Regions from separate parts of the Homo sapiens genome. Here region 2 is linked to region 1. A link is a contact called in ENCODE Hi-C or POLR2A ChIA-PET data. All regions are on one chromosome and are shown on one strand. The core of a region is the stretch at or near the end of the contact, and the rest is flanking DNA. Distances in the headings are between cores, read along the strand shown. Region 1 overlaps TOP6BL (TOP6B like initiator of meiotic double strand breaks). Region 2 overlaps TOP6BL (TOP6B like initiator of meiotic double strand breaks).

Region 1 (7,755 bases), core at 1-2,500:
ACACCCTTCCAGATGATTTTTGAGGCAGGTTTTGTTGTGGTCTTATAAATTACTAATGATTTTATTCTTATTTTTCTGCAATCTAATAACAAGAAAGAAAAGCCTAGGTCCATCAAAGTTCCAAGCTGGAATGAAATAAGGCAATGGTTCCCAAACTTGCCTGTGCAGACATTAGATCACCTAGGAGCTCCCAAAATACTGTCGTCTGTGTCCCACTCTGAGTGATTGTGATTTAATTGGTCTGGGTGTTGTAATTATTAGTCTTCTTGGGCTGCCATAACAAAATACCACAGACTAGATGGCTTAAGCAATAGAGATTTATTTTCTCACAGTTCTGGAGGCTAGACGTCCAAGATCAAGGTGCTGTCAGGGCTGGCTTTGGTGAGGCCTCTCTTCCTGGCTTGTAGACTACTGCCTTGTCACTGTGTCCTTACATGGCTTTTTTTCTGCATGTGGATGAAAAGAAAGAGATCTCTAATGTCTCTTTATTTTTATTGAAAATTTTTTTGGTAGAGATGTGGTCTTGCTATGTCGCACAGTCTGGAGTGCAGTGGCTATTCACAGGTGCAGTCATAGCACACTACAGACTTGAACTCCTGAGCTTAAGTGATCTTCCTGCCTCAGCCTGCCGAGTAGCTGGTAGCTGGGACTACAGGTGGGAACTACTGGCACCTGGCTCTGGTGTATCTTTTTATAAGGACACCAGTCCTATTAAGACCTGGGGTCAGTGCCCTACCCTTGTGACCTCATTTAATCTTAATAACCTCCTGAGGGCCCTGCCTCCAAACACAGTCACTTTGGGGCTTAGAACTTCAGCATATGGATTTTGAGGGACACACTCAGTCCGTAATAGGTATGGCATAGGCTTTGGAACATTTTTTAGATCCCAGGTGATTCCTAATATGCAGATGAATTTGAGAACCACTGAAACAAGCCCTTATTTGAATTTGGATCTCCTAATAAAGAAAATTAAAAGTGACTCCCAGTGCAGATCCTACCTGGATACATTTTTATTAGTTTGGTTTAGAGATCTCTTTATCGACTTATTTGTAGTCCAGATTTATGAGGGTGATAATTCATTCTCCATTCCCTTTAACAGGTCTCTCATCTCCTATTTTCCTTCCTTAGAGTTGGTGGAGACATAACGAATTAGAGTGCTTTAAACATTCTCCCAGGAAGCCCTTGGGCAGCCTTTCTCCATGTTTGAATAATTATATGCTCATTCTGAAAGGAATGGGTATGGTATCAGGACAACAGATATCCCTGGCTGTGCCTTATCTTCTTTAGGAGAATGGAGGGTAAACAATCTGGAGCAATTAATGGTTAGTCAGCTCTGAAACTATTCATGTCAAGTAGCAATAAAAAGGTGATTCCAGTGAACCAAGAAGGGCAATTCTAGGAAATGAGGTTCTGTGTTTCAGTCAGCCTGAACAAGCAGTAAGTTGTATACATAACATTTATATATATTATGTAAGCATCCTGACAAGTCTATGAAGTGGGTAGGATGAGGATTATCACCCCATTTTACAGACCAGAAAGTTGAGATTCAGAGAACTTGACTGACTCTCCCAGTGTCATACAACAGTTAAATGGCAGAATTAGAACTTGAACCAAAGTCTGACTCATATAGATCAGGGCTATTTCAATATTTACTTATTCATCCAGACGTGTGTTTGTTCAAGTCAGTGTCAGTGAGCTAGATACTATCTGTAGGTACAGTGTCTTAAGATATGTTACTTGATCCTGGCTGGGCGCCGTGGCTCACACCTGTAATCCCAGCACTTTGGGAGGCTGAGGCGGGTGGATCATGAGGTCCGGAGATTGAGACCATCCTGGCTAACACGGTGAAATCCCGTCTCTACAAAAAATACAAAAAATTAGCCGGGTGTGGTGGCAGCCTGTAGTCCCAGCTACTCTGGAGGCTGAGGCAGGAGAATGGTGTGAACCCGGGAGGCGGAGCTTGAAGTGAGCCGAGATGGCGCCATTGCACTCCAGCATGGGTGATAGAGTGAGACTCTGCCTCAAAAAAAAAAAAGATATGTTACTTGATCCCAAGGAACCTGGAATATAAATAGAAAGATCAAGAAGTAAACACGTAATTACAATACGGTGTGATTCCCAGGATGGATGATAGAAGTGAGCCCTGAATGCTATGTTAGCATGGAGGAAGGGCATCTAATCCATGGGAAGAGGTTGAAGTCTGGAGGTCTTGATGAGACTGAAAAACAGATTTGCTGGGTGTAGGAGATTCTGACACTTGAAAGAATAGGAAGTTGTTATCAGAGTGATAAAGTTTCTCTTATTTCTTTATTGCAAAAGTAGTGTTTCCCTCAGAAAAATCAAAGTATGATCAAAACAAACATTTAGAATACACATAATTTGGCCTTTCAAGGCAGCCGTTATTAACACCTTGGTGTACATCTTTTCACAATAGAGTGGGACATTTCAATTTAAGATTTTCAGAATGGAACAGTTCCAAGCCGTGGCCATGGAAATAGGTGGCTGGGAATGAGTGGAGGTCAAGGTCATTATTGTTGAAGAGGTCAGGGAACTGTGAGACTAAGTTATTGCTTAGGCTAGTTATCTGCTTGGATATGGATGTCAGTCAAGATGATGACAGCATTTGGCATACAGAGGAAAACTGTGAGCTTAGTGACCAGCAGTCAGCTGGTGATGGAGATGAGAAGTAAAATAATAGTATAGTCAAACGGCATTAGCCTCAAGGGAACAAGGATTTCCTCATGCATTTCTTCCATTATATCTCATTGTTTTTGGTACTGTGCAGCTATGTAGACAATATTTGAATGAAGAGAATGAGAAGAGATAAAAGGGAGATTGTAAAAGATTTCATCATGGATGCCTCAATTGAGGAGAAAGGTTAAGTAGCAAGGTTCACAGCAAAGGCTAATAGAGACTCCATGGAAAAGCTATAATAAATGATCCATTAATTTGGGCCTGCGAGGAAAGTCAATTGCAAGGAAGACTGAGGAAAGTTTCATTTAGGAGAGATATTGGGTTTTGTGTTTATGCCCACAGCTAGTCTTACATCTTGGTGTTCATTAGGCTGGGTAACATGTCCCTTCAAAAGCAATCTGATTTTATAAGATCTTCTTGACAGCTTTATCCAGTTTAATATTTATTTTTGTAATAATACTAAGTGATCAAGTGAATGGAGTTATACATATATACATACAAACATATATATGCACAAACATATCTATATATTTATACATCTGTACTTCTGTGTGTATGTATCTAAGGTGAGGGGGCAAGAGAGAGAGACAGACTTTCTTCTAGAAAGTGATATAAGGGCTCATGACTGTATAAGTTCATATTTGAAAACATACTTCTATATTCTGTCATATAATTAGACATATTTAAAGGTGAAGGCTAAAACCATATGATTCAATAGTAGTTTCTGCTGTGCACGGCTGGCAGCATCTATTTTTTTCATAACAGTAAATAAGTAAATTCACTGCTTCTGTAGGTATGTCAGGCTGGGGTACTGGGTCTCTAACACCCAACACCCAACTGTAAAAGGCTTTGTCATCTCTCTCTTCCTCTTTCTAATAATTTTTTTTTTTTTTTTTGGGAGGGAGTCTTGCTCTGTGGCCCAGGCTGGAGTGTAGTGGCGCGATCTCAGCTCACTGCAAGCTCCGCCTCCCAGGTTCATGCCATTCTCCTGCCTCAGCCTCCTGAGTAGCTGGGACTACAGGCACTCGCCACCATGCCTGGCTAATTTTTTATATTTTTAGTAGAGATGGGCTGTGTTAGCCAGATGGTCTCGATCTTCTGACCTCATGATCCGCCTGCCTCGGCTTCCTAAAGTGCTGGGATTACAGGCGTGAGCCGCCGCACCCAGCTTCCTCTCTCTAATAATTCTATGAGTAGATCTTAAAAGGGTCCTCTAACCCCTTTTAAGGGGTTAGTTGTGTTGTATTAATTATCCTCTCTGACCTGACATTAGTCACTTTATCCTAACTCTGGGATAGGTGTCGGTCCTTCTGCTGTATTCCTTTAGCACCTCATTTATCTAAATTTCACATTGTCATATAAATTAGTCTGTCTCATCTACTGAACTGTGAACTCTTCTAATTCTGAGATTGTCTTATTTATTTTTATAAGCCCAGGTACATAATAAGCCACATTAATATTTTATGAGTGAGTAAATGCATATATTGAGTAGCCATACATAAGCATTGCTTGTCAGGCTCCATAAAAAATAATGATGGATTATATATTACCCCATTCAGATAGCTACCTGTATACACAGAAAATGAACATTTTTGGAGAGGCAGCATTGGATAGTAGAATGTGGACTTTGGAGTTAGTCAGCTCTAGGTTTGAATCCCAGTGCTGCCACTTAACTAGCTGTGTATGACCTTGGACAAATTAATTAGCTTATTGAGTCTCATTATCCTCTTCTATAAAATGGAGTTATTTCTTACTTGCATAGAAACTGCTTGACATGTAGCAAGTAGTCAGTAAATATCATCATTATTCATTGTAGTCTCTCTCCAGTAGTTGCTCAAGGAACTTTCACTTCGGTTGTCTTACTGTTAGATATAATTAGCCCTCTCTATGATACGCCCTATAATCACCAAGGTTACAAAGCTTTGAAAGTGTTCCAAGAAGTTGTTTTGGAAGTGGTAAGCACAGAAAATGCTTTAAAGACTATTGCTTTTTGGTTTAAACATTTTATACTAAAATTTTAAAAATGAAGGATGTGACTATGATATGTATACCAATTGCAGTTATTATTTAATTACCACTGTTAACATGCATGAATAATCCTAGACATATTTACAGAATTTTCTAATAATCCCCCATCCATTTTGGTAATAATGTTTTTTTTTTTTTGAGATGGAGTCTCACTCTGTCACCCAGGCTGGAGTGCAGTGGCACGATCTCAGCTCACTGCAACCTCCATTCCAGGTTCAAGTGATTCTGGTGTCTTAGCCTCCCAAGTAGCTGGGATTACAGGTGCACGCCATCTGTAATCGGCTAATTTTTTTTTGTATTTTTTCAGTAGAGATGGGGTTTCACCATGTTGGCCAGGCTGGTCTTGAACTCCTGACCTCAAGTGATCTGCCCGCCTCAGCATCCGAAAGTGCTGGGATTACAGGCATGAGCCACTGTGCCCAGCCCATTTTTGTTAATTTTTTCAAATACTTTTTCAAATAATTTTTTCTTTTTTTGTTTTTTTTTTTTTTTTTTTTAGACAGAGTCTTTCTCTGTCACCTAGCCTGGAGTACAGTGGTGTGATCTTGGCTCACTGCAACCTCCGCCTTCCAGGTTCAAGCAGTTCTCTGCCTCAGCCTCCCGAGTAGCTGGGATCACAGGTGCCCGTCACCACTCCAGGCTAATTTTTGTATTTTTAGTAGAGACGGGGTTTCATCATCTTGGCCAGCCCTGGTCTTGAACTCCTGACCTCAGGTGATCCACCCGCCTTGGCCTCCCAAAGTGCTGGGATTACAGGTGTGAGCCACTGCACCTGGCCCAATTTTTTCTATCTTTAATCCCAACCTATTGCCACAGTTTTTGACTTCTTTTTCAGTGTACTTATAAAAAACATTAAAAGGCCAGGTGCAGTGGCTTATGTGTAATTCTAGTGCTTTGGGAGGCCAAGGTGGGAGGACTGCTTGAGGCCAAGAGTTTGAGACCAGCCTGGGCAACATAATGAGACCCTGTCTCTACAGAAAATTAAAAAATAAAAATTATCCAGGTGTGGTGATACACACTTGTAGTCCTGGCTATTTGGGAAGCTGAGGTGGGAGGGTTGCTGGAGCCCAGAAGTTCGAGGTTACAGTTAGCTATGATCATGCCACTGCATTCCAGCCTGAGTGACAAAGCGAGACCCTGTTTCTAAAAAAAAAAAAAAAAAAAAGTAATAAAATAAAAATATTGTAATAGTTTATCCTTCTATATTTGCATGTTTCTTCTTTTTGTATTATCATATTTTGACATCTGGGACCATTTTTTTTGTTTTTTGTTTTTAACATATACCTAGTACATGGCTGTGTATTCTCTGAGCCAACAATAAAAACCTACTGATTTCTGATTGTATTTCTTCTTTCATTTTTTTGGAGTTCTGCATTTTCTAGGAGACTGTTTCTAACTTTGGTTTTAGGAACACTATAATAGTGAGTCAGTATAGGTAAGTGGTTAATGCTAAAGATTTATAGCCAAGTTGACCTGGCTAACCTTGGACAAGCTGTTTAACCTTTTTGAGACTCTTTTGTAAAATATTTATTTTTATTTTCCTTCATTTTTAAAAATCCAGATCCTGCACAATCTTTTATTTATAAAATTTGGGTACCTAATAGAGTTTTTGTGAAGGTTAAATGAGATAATATAAATAAGATACCTTAGCACCATCCCTGCTGTAAAATCATCACCTAGTGGTAAATCTTATATTTGTAGGGAAGTGTTTGTAGTATATTGGCAAGAACATGGGCAATTAGTATTAGAAAGACTTAAGGTCACTCACAAAACAAAAAAGAAAGACTTACAGTCAAGTTCTGGCTATACTACTGAACAGCTAAGTGACCTTAGGCATGTTGCTTAACTTCTCTGAGCCTTTTTAAAAAAATCTACAAAGAAGGGGCCAGGCGCAGTGGCTCACTTCTGTAATCCCAGCACTTTGGGAGGCCGAGGTGGGCAGATCACCTGAGGTGAGGAGTTCGAGACCAGCCTGGCCAACATGGCGAAACCCCGTCTCTACAGAAAATACAAAAAATCAGCCAGGCATGATGGCACGCACCTGTAGTCCCAGCTACTCAGGAGGCTGAGGCAGGAGAATCGCTTGAACCCGGGAGGCAGAGGTTGCAGTGAGCCGAGATCACACCACTGTACTCCAGCCTGGGCAACAAGAGCAAAACTCCATCTCAAAAAAAAATATATATATATATACAAAGAAGAGATTGTAATACCTACCTTACAGGATTATTGTGAGGTAGTATATATATAGCAACTGCACAACACTTGTCACATAGTAGGTATTCAATGAGTGATATCTATTATTGTTACCATGTATAATATACACTTTCTTTCCTTCTTTTTTTTTTTTTTTTCGAGACAGAGTCTAGCTCTGTCACCCAGGCTGGAGTGCAGGGGCACCATCTTGGTTCACTGCAACCTCCACCTCCCAGGTTCAAGTGATTCTCCTGCCTTAGCCTCCTGAGTAGCTGGGATTGCAGGCGCATGCCACCACACCTGGCTAATTTTTGTGTTTTTAGTAGAGATGGGGTTTCACCATTTTGGCCAGGTTGGTCTCGAACTCCTGACCTCAGGTAATTAGCCCACCTCGGCCTCCCAAAGTGCCGGGATTACAGGCATAAGCTAACACGCCCAGCCTACAATTTCAAATATATGGATCCTTAAAACAGTTCTGTGAGGTCAAAGCGGTAGGTTTTATCCCTATTTTGCAGATTAGGAAATGAGGTCCAGAGCAGTGATTTTTTTTTTTTCAAGAGTATTTAAGTAATTTTTTTTTTTTACAGAACCAGTACTAGAACACAGGTCTTCTGACTTTTGAGCTTTTTGCTCTTCAGCTTTTCCTTATAAATAAATGTTTGGATTAATGGATTGATGTCAAAAATAGGTTCCTTTTAGTGTTTGCTCCTTCCGACTCCACTCAGATTCTTTTTTTAAAATTTCTTTCTAAAAAAGCATAACTCAGATTCTTAATACAGATTGTTCCAAAGCACATTAGGATGGTGGAGTTATTCTTACCAACTTCAGTCTGAATTACTT
Region 2 (7,755 bases), core at 3,249-5,748, 45 kb after region 1:
AATCCAAAATTATATTTTGAGATTTCAACATAATTCTCTCAATAATTAATAGTTATGATAAGCAGAGACAGTCAGAACAATGCTTTCAATCACTTTGACCTAACTGGCATTTATAAAAACACTCTGTTCAACCACAGAAGAATATGCATTCTTTTCAAGTGCACAAGGCACTTTTAGCAAGATAGAACATATTCTAAGGCATTAAATATGTCTCAATACATTTTAAAAGATCTAAGTCATAAAAGTATGTTTCTGACTATAATAGAATTATTACAGCAAAATCAATAAAAGAAAGCTATCTAGAAAATCCCCAAATATTTGGAAACTAAATGACACATTTATAAATAACCTATGAGTTAAACACAGAAATCAAAGGGATATTAGAAATATTTTAATTTAATTAAATGGAAAAGCAAATTATCAAAATTTGTGAGATGTAGCTGATGTAGTATTTAGAGGGGAAAATGCCTGTGTTAGAAAAGAAAAAAGGCTCAAATCCATGAGATCACTTTCCAACTGAAACTAGAATAAGAAGAGCAAATTAAACACAAATTAAACAGAAGAAATGAAATAATAAAGATCAGAATGGAAATCAGTAACATAGAAACCAGAAAAACAATGGAGAAAAATCAATGAAACTAAAAGGTGGCTCATTTAGAAGATTAATAAAATTGATAAACATTTAGCCAGACTAATCAGAATAAAAAGAATGAACACAAATTATCACTATCAGAAATCAGAAAGGTAGCATCAGATATTAAAAGGATTATCAGAATATTTTGAACAAGTTTACAGTATATTTTACAACTTAGATGAAATGGACAAATTCCTTGAAAGATACGAAGCCCACTCAAGAAGAAGTACCCCTATATACCTGATAGCACTGTATCTGTTTTTAAAATTGAATGTTTAAAAACCTTACCATAATATCCTCAATATATAAAGAACTCTTAAAACTCATTAATAAGAACACAACTCGGTTTTTTTAAATGGACAAAATATTTGAACACACTTCACGAAAGAAGCTACAGATACACAAATGGCAGATAAAGACATAAGATGCCCAACATCATCAGTCACAACAAAGGTTCAAAAAAGAACCACAATGAGATAATCATTTCATACCACTGGAATAAAAGGACTGACTATACCACATGTTAACAAGCATGTGGAAGAAAGAACTCACATACACTGTTTGTGGAAATGGAAAATGGTACAAGCACTTCGGAGAACAGTTAGCAGTTTCTTAAAAAGTTAAATATATACCTATCATATGACCTAGCTCTTTCACTCCTAGGTATTTACCCAAGAGAAATGAGAACATATCTCCACACAAAGAATCATACACAAATCTTCATGGCACTTTTGTTATAGCCCCAAAAATGAGAAACAACCCAGTATCAACAGGTAAATGGATAAAAAAATTGTAGTAGATTCATATAAAGGAACACTATGTGGCAATAAAAGGAAAGAACTATTGATACACACAGTGACATGGATGAATCTCTGAATAGCATGGCAAGTGAAAAAATCAAAAACTAAAGGAGTACATACTGTTTGATTGCACTTACATATAATTCTATAAAATGCCAACTAATCTACACAGGTCAGTGGTTACTAGAGGATGGGAGGTGGGAGAGTTGGAATGATTATAAAGGGCAGCAGGATGCTTGCAGGGAGATGAATATGTTCATTATGTTGATTGTGTGATGGTTTCACAGGTATGCACATGTGTACTTAAAAATTGTACATTTTCGGCCGGGTGCGGTGGCTCACGCCTGTAATCCCAGCACTTTGGGAGGCTGAGGCGAGTGGATCACGAGGTCAAGAGTTCAAGGCCAGCCTGGCTAAGATGGTGAAACCCCATCTCTACTAAAAATATAAAAAAAATTAGCTGGGCATGGTGGCAGGCAACTATAATCCCAACTACTTGGGTGGCTGAGGCAGGAGAATTGCTTGAACCCGGGCGGCAGAAGTTGCAGCGAGCTGAGATCATGCCACTGTACTCCAGCCTGGGCAACAGAGTGAGACTCTGTCTCAAAAAAAAAAAAAAAAAAAACAAAAAATTGTACATTTTCTATGTATGCAGTTTACTCTGTCAGTTTATATCTCAACAGTTATAACAAGTATGGACACTTTCTTTTTTTTTTCTTTTTTTGAGACGGAGTCTCACTCTGTCGCCCAGGCTGGAGTGCAGTGGCGTGATCTCGGCTCACTGCAAGCTCCACCCCCCGGGTTCACACCATTCTCCTGCCTCAGCCTCCTGAGTAGCTGGGACTACAGGCACCTGCCACCATGCCCGACTAATTGTTTTTTCTATTTTTAGTAAAGACGGAGTTTCACTGTGTTGGCCAGGATGGTCTTGATCTCCTGACCTCGTGATCCTCCGGCCTCGGCCTCCCAAAGTGCTGGGATTACAGGCATGAGCCACCGCGCTATGGACACTGTTTCTGAGAAAATGAGTAACAGGGCCTTTGGTACCTCCTCTGCATCTGCTCTGCCCCTTGTACTTCTGCTTTCCTGATTGGGTGGGGAAGTTTAGGTGCCCAGGCACCCAAGGATCAAAGCATCTTATGGACTTTACCATCCTCCTCTTCAGTGTGATTAGAGAGGCACAGAGCAGCAGTAAAGCCGTTAGTGCTCCCTTCACCACCCCTTCCATGGCTGGCTGTGCCTTCTACGATGCACTTCCCAGGAACGTGTCCACTGTTCCTTTCAGCTGCTTCACCGCAAATACTCTTGCCAGTTTCCCTCGGACTTGGAAAGCCGCTGTCCACGCCTTGCGCAAATAAAGCTAAAATCCATTGTATCAGTTTCCTGGGATGCTGTCAGAAATTAACATCAACTTGAAGGTTTAAGAACAATCCAAATTTATTGTGTCACAGTTCTGGAGGCCAGAAGTCCAAAATCAAGGTGTTGGCAGGGCCACACTCCTTCCAAAGTTTCTAGAGGAGAGTGCTTCCTTGTCTTGCCTCTTCTAGCTTCTGATAAAAACTGTACCTTGGTTTCTTGTAGTTTGCATAACTCCAAACTGTAACTCCATCTTCACATTGCTTTCTCCCTGTCTCTCAAATCTTTCTGCCTTTTTTTTTTTTTTTTTTTTTTTTTGACACCGAGTCTTGCTCTGTCGCCCAGACTGGAGTGCAGTGGCAACGATCTTGGCTCACTGCAACCTCCGCCTCCTGGGTTCAAGTGATTCTCCTGCCTCAGCCTCCCGAGTAGCTGGGATTACAGGCGCCTACCACCATGCCCAACTAATTTTTGTATTTTTAGTAGAGACGGGGTTTTGCCATGTTGGCCAGGCTGGTCTCGAACTCCTAGCCTTAGGTGATCTGGCTGCTTTGGCCTCCCAAAGTGCTGGGATTACAGGCAGGTAATTAGGGATTTAGGGCCCACCCTAAATCCAGGCTAATCCTGTCTTGCGATCTGGAATTACATGTGCAAAGACTTTTCTCAAATAAGCTCACATTCACAAATTCTGGGGGTTAGGATTTGGACATATTTGGGGTGGGGGAGAATGCAGTTCACTACAGCCATCCACATCTTCAGCTTTCTAGGGACAGGTTCAGGGTAAGGCATGTGCTGTTATCATAGGACCCAGGATATAAGCGCAGAGGGACTCCTCAGGATCTAGGAGTGCTTCAGCCTCTGAAGTACTTTTACTTGGGCCTCTGTGGTATCCCAGTAAGACCTAAAAAAGATAATCTGGGCCAGGTGCGGTGGCTCACTCCTGTAATCTCAGCACTTTGGGAGGGCAAGGCAGGTGGATCACTTGAGGTCAGGAGTTTGAAACCTGCCTGGCAAACATGGCAAAATTCCGTCTCTACTAAAAATAAAAAAATTAGCCAGGCCTGTTGGCACACCCTTGTAGTCCCAGCTACTCAGGAGGGTGAGACATGAGAATCGCTTGAATCTAGGGGGCGGAGGTTGCAGTGAGCCAAGATCATGCCACTGCACTCCAGCCTGGGTGACACAGCAAGACTCTGTCTCAAAAAAAAAAAAAGATCTGACCTCTTTTACCCTGTTCTTTTGCTATAGTCATGGCTCATAGCCTCAGGGCCATTCATAGCCCAATTAATTTGGCATATGGCTAGTGAACTCAAGGTCTTACCAGTAGTCATAGGTCTTGGAAAGAAGGAACACTTACTGAATCCCTAATCTGTGCCGAGATTTTCACTTTAATCTCTGCAAAGATGTTATAAATTAGGTCATAGTTTTCCCATTTTACAGATGAGGAAACTGATTACAGAACTTTCATAATTTGCCCAGAATCACAGTCAGTAAATAGCAAGGCTAGAATTTGTACCGAGAGCTCCCGGCTCTGAAACCTGGTAATATTGTTAACACAGAGGACTAGGTTGCAAGCCCAGGGCAGATGAGTGATCCAGGTCATTGAGTAGAACCCATGATTCTCCACTCAACATCCTCTGGTAATGGCCATTTAGTGATAAATAACTTGTTAGTGGTACAAGAGTGGCACCCAGTGGCTTCAGCTAGAACTACAAGACTAAGGATGATAGGTCAAATTCTTTGACCTCTGGGCCATTCTGTTTCCATTTCTAAACAGGAAAGGTAGAATAGCTGACCTCTTGAGTAACAGGGAAGAAAACCATCTATTATATGCTTTATTGAGAAACTGAAAAAATGAGGGAGTGTGTATTCAGAGTGAACATATTCAGGGAAAGGTCATGCAGGAATGGAGAAGGTATTATTTTTGTTTTTATTTTTTTAGAAACAGGTTCCCGCTATGTTGCCCGGGCTGGAGTGCAGTGACTATTCATAGGTGTGATCATGGTGCACTACAGCCTCGAACTCCTGGGCTTAAGTGATCCTCCTGTGTCAGCCTCCTGAGTAACTGGAACTACAGGCGTGCATCACTGCACCTGGCGAGGAGTGGATATTTTAAGCCTGAATGTTTGAACAGAGACAGTGGGCCAGGAAGGAGTGAACAAGATAGTACTCCAGGGTTTAGTGTCATAGATATATGTAGGGACTGAGAACTTAAACCCAGAATGAGCAGGAGTAGTATCAAGGAGGCAATTTTCTAAGGAAAGGCATTGTTTCCGGCGGGTCGGGGGAGGGGGTAGACTAGAAATAAATGTCCCATAGAATGTTAAATCCAAGGTGTATTCTGAGGTCAGGGCTGTCTTATCTGGGGGACCAGGTGATGAATGAAGGGTGTGCAAGGCTACCAGAGAGGCCCAGAGCTTCATATCTCAATGCGGGTAGTTCCTTGATAAGACCAATTTCAAGATAGGAGAAAGATTTATCTATGACACGAGATTTTCCAAGCTAAAGCCAAAAAAAAAACCAAGTTCTGTCTCAAGATAAAAATATTTAGAAAATATCCTGTTTCTTTCTTTATGTCTTTAGAATTATTTTTGCCCCTCCTATGTTCCTTGGAATATAATTACTTGGGAACTAAAACTTGTTTTAGTAAACAATATATGATAGATCTCTCATGGAGATAATTCATATACCATAAAATTTACCACTTTAAAGAATAAAACTCATTGATTTTAAGTATATTCACTGTGCTGTGCAGCCATCGCCACTAAAATTACAGAACATCTCCATCATGCCATTAGCAGTACCTATTCGCAGTGAGTCCCAGTTCCCCTCTCCCTTCAACCCCTGGCAACCACTAGTATGCTTCCCATCTCTGTGGATTTGCCTATTCTGGACACTTCATATAGATGGGACCATACAACATGGGCCTTTATGTGCCTTCTTTCATTTAGCATGTTTCTAAGGCTCATCTATGTTGTACCATATAACAATTTCATCCATTCTTTATGGCTGAATAATAATCCATTGTATTGATATACCACATTTTATCCATTAATTAGTTGATGAACACAAGTTTTTTCCACTTTTCGGCTATTATGAATATGCTGTTACGAACAGCATATTTGTGTGGACATGCTTGTAACTGTCTTGGGTATATATCTAGGAGTAGAATTGCTGAGTCATATGATAACACTATGTTCTAACTTTTTAAAGAACTTTCGAGCTGATTTCCACAGTCTGCATCATTTTACATTCCTGCCAGCACTGTGTGATGGTTCCAATTTCTCTATACCCTCATTAACTGTTGTCATTGTTTTTCTTACTGCCATTCTAGTGCATGTGAAGTAATTTCGTGGTTTTGATTTGCATTTCTCTAGTGAATACTGATGCTGAGTATCTTTTCCATGTGCTTATTGGCCATTTGTATATCTTCTTTGAAGAAAGGTCTATTCAAATCTTTTGCCCATTTGCTGTTGTTGTTGTTGTTGAGACGGAGTCTCACTCTGTTGCCCAGGCTGGAGTGCAGTGGCGCTATCTCGGCTCACTGCAAGCTCCACCTCCCGGATTCACACCATTCTCCTGCCTCAAGTAGCTGGGACTTACAGGCGCCCACTACCACGCCCGGCTAATTTTTTGTATTTTTAGTGGAGACGGGGTTTCACAATGTTAGCCAGGATGGTCTCAATCTCCTGATTTTGTGATCCGCCCACCTCGGCCTCCCAAAGTGTAGGGATTACAGACGTGAGCCACCGTGCCTGGCCCTCTTTTGCCCATTTTTAAATTGGTTTGTTAAATTATTGAGTTATGAGAGTTCTTTACCTTGGGCCAGGCAAGGTGGCTCACACTTGTAATCCCAGCACTTTGGGAGGCGGAGGTGGGAGGATCGCTTGAGCCCAGGAGTTTGAGACCAGCCTGGGCAACATAGTGAGACCTCGTCACTACAGAAAATATGATTTTTTTTTTTTTTTTTTGAGATGGAGTCTTGCCCTGCCACCCAGGCTGGAGTGAAGTGGAGCATTCTCAGCTCACTGCAACCTCTACCTCCCGGGTTCAAGTGATTCTCCTGCCTCAGCCTCCTGAGTAGCTGGGATTACAGGTGTGCGCCACCACGCCTGGCTAATTTTTGTATTTTCAGTAGAGACGGGGTTTCACCATGTCGGTCAGGCTGGTCTCAAACTCCTGACCTCATTATCTGCCTGGCTCAGTCTCCCAAAGTGCTGGGATTATAGGCGTGAGCTACCGTGCGTGGCCTATAAATAAATTTTAAAAAGAGTTCTTTAATTTGGGTAACAGTACCTTAGCAGGTATGATTTGTAAATGTCTTCTCCCATTCTTGTGGATTGACTTTTCACTTTTGTTCATAGGAAGCACAAATTTTATTTTATTTTTATTTTCTTGAGACAGAGTCTCACTCTGTCGCCCAGGCTGGAGTGCAGTGGTGTGATCTTGGCTCACTGCAAGCTCTGCCTTCTGGGTTCACGCCATTCTTCTGCCTCAGCCTACCGCATAGCTGGGACTACAGGCGCCTGCCACCACGCCTGGCTAATTTTTTTGTATTTGTAATAGAGACGGGGTTTCACTGTGTTAGCCAGGATGGTTTCAATCTCCTGACGTCATGATCCGCCTGCCTCGGCCTCCCAAAGTGCTGGGATTACAGGCTTGAGCCACTGCACCTGGCCGAGAAGCACAAATTTTTAATTTTTTTTTTTTTTTTTTGAGATGGAGTCTCACTCATCACCCAGACTGGAGTGCAATGGCGTGATCTCAGCTCACTGCAACATCCACCTCCCAGGTTCAAGCAATTTTCCTGCCTCAGCCTCCTGAGTAGCTGGGATTACAGGAGCCCACCACCACAGCCAGCTAATTTTTGTATTTTTAGTACAGGCGGAGTTTCACCATGTTGGCCAGGCTAGTCTCGAACTCCTTACCTCAGGTGATCTGCCTGCCTCGGCCTCCCAAAGTGCT

What was found. A loop is a pair of places that touch in the nucleus more often than their neighbours do. ChIA-PET counts read pairs that join two places held with the same protein, here RNA polymerase II (POLR2A).
Region 2: a loop to region 1 is called in a map of PC-3, with 2.1 times the contacts of the local background. The contact joins two enhancer-like sites. A Hi-C loop is called at or near these places in 3 of 168 maps with a recorded cell type or tissue (CD4-positive, alpha-beta T cell, OCI-LY7 and PC-3). POLR2A ChIA-PET finds 5 or more read pairs at or near these places in 10 of 52 experiments (AG04450, B cell, CD8-positive, alpha-beta memory T cell and 7 more).

What each region holds. Positions count from the first base shown.
Region 1 is chr11:66,788,246-66,796,000 of GRCh38, forward strand. It overlaps TOP6BL (TOP6B like initiator of meiotic double strand breaks), which reads left to right. Exons shown (of 15, transcript NM_001302084.2): 3 at 1-24. Among named protein-coding and RNA genes, the nearest start is that of TOP6BL, 47 kb to the left of the region's middle. Within about 2 kb of position 1,251, at least 3 of the 41 ENCODE cell types and tissues checked have a DNase peak (open chromatin) inside an H3K27ac peak, as active enhancers do.
Region 2 is chr11:66,829,958-66,837,712 of GRCh38, forward strand. The region is part of intron 12 of TOP6BL (TOP6B like initiator of meiotic double strand breaks); the gene reads left to right. Among named protein-coding and RNA genes, the nearest start is that of RCE1, 9.6 kb to the right of the region's middle. Within about 2 kb of position 4,499, at least 3 of the 41 ENCODE cell types and tissues checked have a DNase peak (open chromatin) inside an H3K27ac peak, as active enhancers do.